2 separate regions of the Homo sapiens genome follow, and region 1 is linked to region 2. The links are chromatin loops, found by intact Hi-C in ENCODE. Cell type or tissue: dorsolateral prefrontal cortex. All regions are shown on one strand. Links, peaks and the distances in the headings refer to the core of each region. The heading gives the core; the rest is flanking DNA. Region 1 overlaps MEIS1 (Meis homeobox 1). Region 2 overlaps MEIS1 (Meis homeobox 1).

Region 1 (2,927 bases), core at 334-2,833, 79 kb before region 2:
TAAAACCATGACTAAGGTTTTTTATTTATCTAATGCCATGCATTCTTGATTTTATTCTGTCAGCCTTACATTACAAGTGGCCCCAAGCAACTCACAACTTCACAGATATGTATGCATAATCAGATGCACATATTTTATTTTAAAAATAATAATGATGTTGTTTGGTGTAACCGCATATAGTCACAGAGATAGGTTATTGTAACTGAACTTCTCTGTCCATGGATTTGGGGGGAGTTCGTTCTGATTAGGGCTGTCTTACATATTTATACTAGAAGAGTTCATGAGCTATTTCTGATACTTAGACTTTAATCATGCTTAATGAACTGAACTAAGCATAATTCTTGTTCTGTTTTTGTAACTTTGTGGATTTCTTCTAATGCTCAGTTTCATGTGACTACTCATTCTTAAATGCTAATACACAAAAATGCTAATTCAAGAAAGGAGCACAAAAGTTAGATTTCACTTCAGAGAAGTGCATTCAGTATTCATAGGCCTTCTGGAGGAGCAAGGCTGTGAGAAGAATGATATTAGGTGAAAAATATTGGCTCCTACCTTTGGTGAACACACAAATTTAAACATATAGGTTGCACAAAATTTGGATAAACTGAGGTGGAATCCAACATTTCTTGCATGAATTCCTGTATAATGTGGCGATAGCTGTGAGAAAAGAGGAGCCCAGCATCTAAGGCCCAACACAATGAAAATGCAATGAATCGGAATGCCTCACAGATCATAGCGGAATCAGAATTTCCAGCAAGGAAAATCTTTTCATGGTGAATTAAGTGGTGGATGAAGAAAAATGGTGATGAAAAAAGGTAGGCACAGATCACAAACACTGGGCTCAGGGCTCACTGCTGAAGATTTAAGAACCTTAGCTAAAGCTATGCAGAATAGAATGTGGAAAATTGAATTTACTAAACAATTAAGCATTGAATTAATCTACATCCTGCACAGTAGAAAAGTGGGGGAGGGAGCAGAGCAGAGCTGAATAAATCAGTGGAGCTCATTAAAAGATAGTGAATATATCAGGTCTGTTGTAGCATAAAGGAGGACAGCTTCCTGTATAACAAGGAATAATTCTTTGGTTCTAAGTCACCTTTTTGGAGTCCTAGTCTTAATCAGATTAACAAACATGCTTCTGATGAGGTTGGTCTGTGGCTCTGTATTTTAGCTTGTTATCGCTAGCTTTTCTATTAATTACCAGTCAGATCACCAGTCAACAATAGTAGTGAGGGACAACATAAATAAAATGAGAGTGCCCAGGAGATGTCACTCGCAGGATCTCATGCATCCTGAAACTCCCACGGGTTCCTGCAGCCTCCCACATGTCTTGCTGGTCTTTTGTTCAATTACAGTTAATGCAATAGTTTGCCATTTTCTCTTTCTAATTATATTTTCAAGTGGGATTTGTAGCACATAGAAAAACATCCTTTTACATGTCGAGGCACCGGGGTTTTGTGCCTGGCATTGTCTGTCCCCTGGGTGCTGTACCATTCTTTCTGCAGAGCTCTGAATAAACAAGTCCCCCTTTTAGAGCTGCAGTTGTACAAACTGAAAATTTATGCATTAACTGTTTGCATTCTGAGCGTGTGTTCCAGATTACGTCTTACAGCATTCTTCTGGTATGCTGCAGAATGCGTGTGTGCAAAAAGCACTTCTTTCACAGTTCACATATCTTTCAATCTCAGAATCAGCAGATCAATTAGCACTGTTTTTGAGAATATGCATAATGGGTCATATTATACATGAGTCAAACATACAAATGGCATATCTTTCTATGACTTTATTTTCATTTTTCAGGCTGCATTAATCTTCTGGCCAAGATTATAGAATAAGTGACAGTGATGCATCTTGTTCAGAAACAGTGACTCTTTCCCTTTGATTCCTATACAGCATGCCTCTTAGATGGGATCTTTACTTTTCTCTCCCTGGGTGTCTGAGACATTTTGATCTCCTCAGCCCTTCTTATCTTCTCCAGGGTAGGAACATAGTTTTCTAGAAATAAGCAAAGAGCTCTTTGATTTCGCTAGGCATACTTAATGATATTGGAAGGGTCAGCAAACTCTACTACTATATAGTCATGAAGCCTGACCTTATATGATTGAAATGATGTATACATATTTTACATACGAGATGATCCTGTTTTCCCACTAATAATCTTGAAGATAAATATCACTTCCTAGTGAAGGACCAGCTTTGTATTTTGCATCATTCCTACTGTGCAGGATGACCAGTGACTCATGAGGCTGTTTTTGAAAGCTAGCACTAAAAGCTAATTAAAATCTTTTCTGGTGATAAAGAGAGATTTGGGAGAGGTGTCGCCATGATTGTTTTCCTCAAGAATTTATTTTACAGCCAATTTTTCCTATCTGAATGTTACTTTCAAATGCACCCAGTGATAAGAAGCAACATCTGTTTTCCGTTCAATAGTACAAGAAGGCTCTGCATGGGGCTGAGTGTACACAGTCCATGTGAATCTATTGTTATTCTCATTCCTTTTTTGTGCCTATGCCTGGTCCATTTGCCATGTACCATCCGGCAAACAGCTGACACATACTAGCTATTATGGACCCAGGCCTAATTGTGAGGTCTTAAAAGCTCTGCCATGTTTGTCTTCTAGGATGAATCAGAGGCCCCTATAAACCACAGTGTTATAGACCACCACTCTCATTTTGCATTTCCAGAGTAGCAGACTGTTGTGCCAGAGGGTTTGTTGATGTTGAAAATATAGTCAGAATCAGTGGCGGCATTTTGTTTTCCTCTTTGCCTGGAATGTTTTTGTTTTCCTTAGTAATAAAGCATGCAATTACTTACAGAATAACTATTTGTAGATATTATTTTAGCTTGGAAGCAGAAACTGGCAAATTATAAATGTGCCAATGCAGCTCTGAGCTGGAACCATGGTTGAAGGGGGATGGGAAAGGTGG
Region 2 (2,927 bases), core at 137-2,636:
TGTAATGCATTTGTTGTACTGACAAATAATGAGTTTGAATGAGCTATTGTTTAAAATGATTCAAAAATGACACTTCAAAGTAAAGCATGAGTTTTCTCCCTTATCTACTCCCAAGGGCCTCCTGTCCTGTTTTTGTTTTGTTTTTTGTTTTTTGAGATGTCTGTTGCACAGGCTGGAGTGCAGTGGTGTGATCTTGGGTCATTGCAACCTCCACCTCCTGGGTTCAAGTGGATTCTCCTGCCTCAGCCTGCCGAGTAGATGGGATTACAGGCGCCTGACATCACGCCCAGCTAATTTTTGTACTTTTAGTAGAGATGGGATTTCCTCATGTCGGGCAAGTCCTGACCTCAAGTGATCCACCCACTTTGGCCTTCCAAAGTGCTGGGATTATAGGTGTGAGCCACTGCTCCCAGCCCTGGTTTTCTTAATGGCCATTTTTGTATTTCCTCTTATAAGCATGGTCTTCTACTGAGAGAATCAATATTCAGAGGATTCATTAATAGCTGTTCAACATAATTTTAGCATCCTTCACGAATGTTAATCCATTTAGGAAGAGGATATAAGTAATCACTAATTTGGAATCTAAACTGTATGTCTTAAACGTATATACTTTAAAATATTTCTGTAACATATGTGTAGCTAATGAAGAATATATCTAAAACATTGTTATTTTATAAATTTGTAAGCAACTTTAAAAAAAATTCCAAATACAAAGGACTATGCAGTTTCTTAATATAAGTATCTGACTTCTTTATTTAGTGTTTTCATTTTCTATTTAATTGATATTTAGGAGAAATTAAAAGATCAGATAAGTGAGGCAGGGAGGGCATTTTATTTTATTTTATTTTATTATTTTTTATTTTTTATTTTTTTTTGAGACAGTCTCACTCAGTCACCCAGGCTGGAGTGCAGTGGCGCAATCTCGGCTCATTGCAAGCTCTGCCTCCCGGGTTCACTCCATTCTTCTGCCTCAGCCACCCGAGTAGCTGGGACTACAGGTGCCCACCACCATGCCCAGCTAATTTTTTGTATTTTTAGTAGAGACGAGGTTTCACCATGTTAGCCAGGATGGTCTCGATCTCCTGACCTTGTGATCCTCCCGTCTCGGCCTCCCAAAGTACTGGGATTACAGGTGTGAGCCACCGCACAGGCAGGGCATTTTAGTATTGGTCTCTTATAATTGGCTATAAAACAATGTCTTTACTACTGTGTATTATAAATATAGTCTTAGTACAAAAAACAAAGATTGTTATGAAACATTATCCAGCATTCTACTTTTCCTTCCACACCTATGTCATTTTCATGTGCTAAGGTTACATTTATAGATTCCTACCTGACACCTCCACTGGCAACTTCTTTTAACTGCTGTTGGATATACAGAAATCAGAGAGATTGTCTGCAGAATGACTCTACTGGGCCCCAGAAAAAACAAACGCTAAACAAAAAATGGAGCCCATTTAGTCTGAGCAACTAGGCAATATAGGAGTGTTGGTGGAGAATTAAGAAAGCGGATGGAAATCCTATGACTCTACTGATGATGCTCCAAACATTTCTGGCTTCTTAGCCAGTCCCAACACCACCCTTCCTTCTTTTGATTCCAGCATGTGCGAGGATGCAGGACTCAACTACTATGCATTCAGGCTATGTTCTGCGACTGCACGGTGCACTGCTTTTGTAATGCAAATAGGAGGCACAAAGTGTCTCTTTGATAATGTGCAGTCAGAAGACAAAAAAGCATTCACTGAAACAGTAAAACTAATTCATAAAGCTGAAAGACAATAGGGAAGCATTATGGATTTTTTTAAAGGAAAAAAGTATCCTAGATCAATGTAATTGTCACAGTGTAAGCTATTCACAGTCAATGCAGGAGGGGAAAATGGCTGCAAGTTTATTTAAAGTGGGAGAAGTTTTATAGGCAAAAAACCATTATGTTAAACAAATATAAATATATTTGGTTAACAAGTTTCTGCTTAGTCTCTTAGAGGTCAAATATATAGCTGGTTATTTTCATTTAGATCCACAGTATTCCCTTAGTGACAAAAACTCAGTAGAAGTTTTAAAAGAGCACAGAGATCTAATAGTTAAAAACCATATGGTAGATTTTTTTTTTTTCTTTAAAGGGAGTATCTCCCCATCACATACCAGAGTTTAGCTCAAGGTCAACTTATATTAATGCATTAAACTTAGCTGTGGAGGAGGCAAAGGGCTGGAGGAAAAAGGATAAAAGAAGTTCTGAAATTGTTCTTCCAACATATTCAGCCAAGCAACAGAACATTGCCTGGATAAGGCTTATATTGGACAGTTGCCATAATTCCTCCTGTTAGATCAGCTCCTCTGGTACCTATTCCCATACCTTTTAAAGTATAGCATGTAACATTTTGCTTGAAAATTGCTTCTACCTCTATTGCTTTGTTATAGCCGTTTTGCAGTTTCGGTATAGAGGCAGTTCTGTGTCACAAGAAATTACTAATCTGAGGCTTGAGAAGGGGCAGTGTAGCCTTCCATTATCTCACCAGCAAGCTCTGTACAGGATTATTTTCAAATTTTCTGCTGCCATTACAATGTGCTATTAGAGTGGCCAAGGTGGTGAGGGAGGGGATGTTATTGAAACTTGGTTACCAGGGTAGATAAGATAAACTTCATCACTTTCTTGGCATCCACATTTGTAGCCAAGGGTGGAAATTTTGATGAAAGAAGTACATTTGGTCAAAGATATTAAGGTGTAAAGCTGGATATTTTCTAACTGCATTCTACAGAGTCTGTCTCTTCCCCATTGATGCTCATCTGAAATAGTCTGCTTGATTGTTTCAATAAACACACTTTCTTTCAATGTATTGTAAACTTGTAAATACCAGATAACCAACTTAAAATCCCCCTCCCATCCCAGTCTCAAGAAATAACACTGGTTATGTGCAGACATAACTTTC

Evidence for each region. A loop is a pair of places that touch in the nucleus more often than their neighbours do. Peaks named below come from ENCODE experiments on the same cell type or tissue, not always from the same donor. Only the 100,000 strongest peaks of a DNase experiment are listed, where the experiment ranks them.
Region 1: a loop joins it to region 2, with 2.3 times the contacts of the local background. A loop is called at or near these places in 1 of 110 quality-filtered maps.

The regions. Positions count from the first base shown.
Region 1 is chr2:66,461,073-66,463,999 of GRCh38, forward strand. The region is part of intron 6 of MEIS1 (Meis homeobox 1); the gene reads left to right. Among named protein-coding and RNA genes, the nearest start is that of MEIS1-AS2, 22 kb to the left of the region's middle. RefSeq lists an enhancer at 1-2,888. In dorsolateral prefrontal cortex, for the core only: no CTCF peak of the experiment used is centred there; a DNase peak (open chromatin) is centred at 1,356; H3K4me3 peaks cover 1,651 bases; H3K27ac peaks cover 2,500 bases.
Region 2 is chr2:66,540,183-66,543,109 of GRCh38, forward strand. The region is part of intron 8 of MEIS1 (Meis homeobox 1); the gene reads left to right. Among named protein-coding and RNA genes, the nearest start is that of LINC01798, 32 kb to the right of the region's middle. In dorsolateral prefrontal cortex, for the core only: no CTCF peak of the experiment used is centred there; a DNase peak (open chromatin) is centred at 1,639; H3K4me3 peaks cover 1,103 bases; H3K27ac peaks cover 2,500 bases.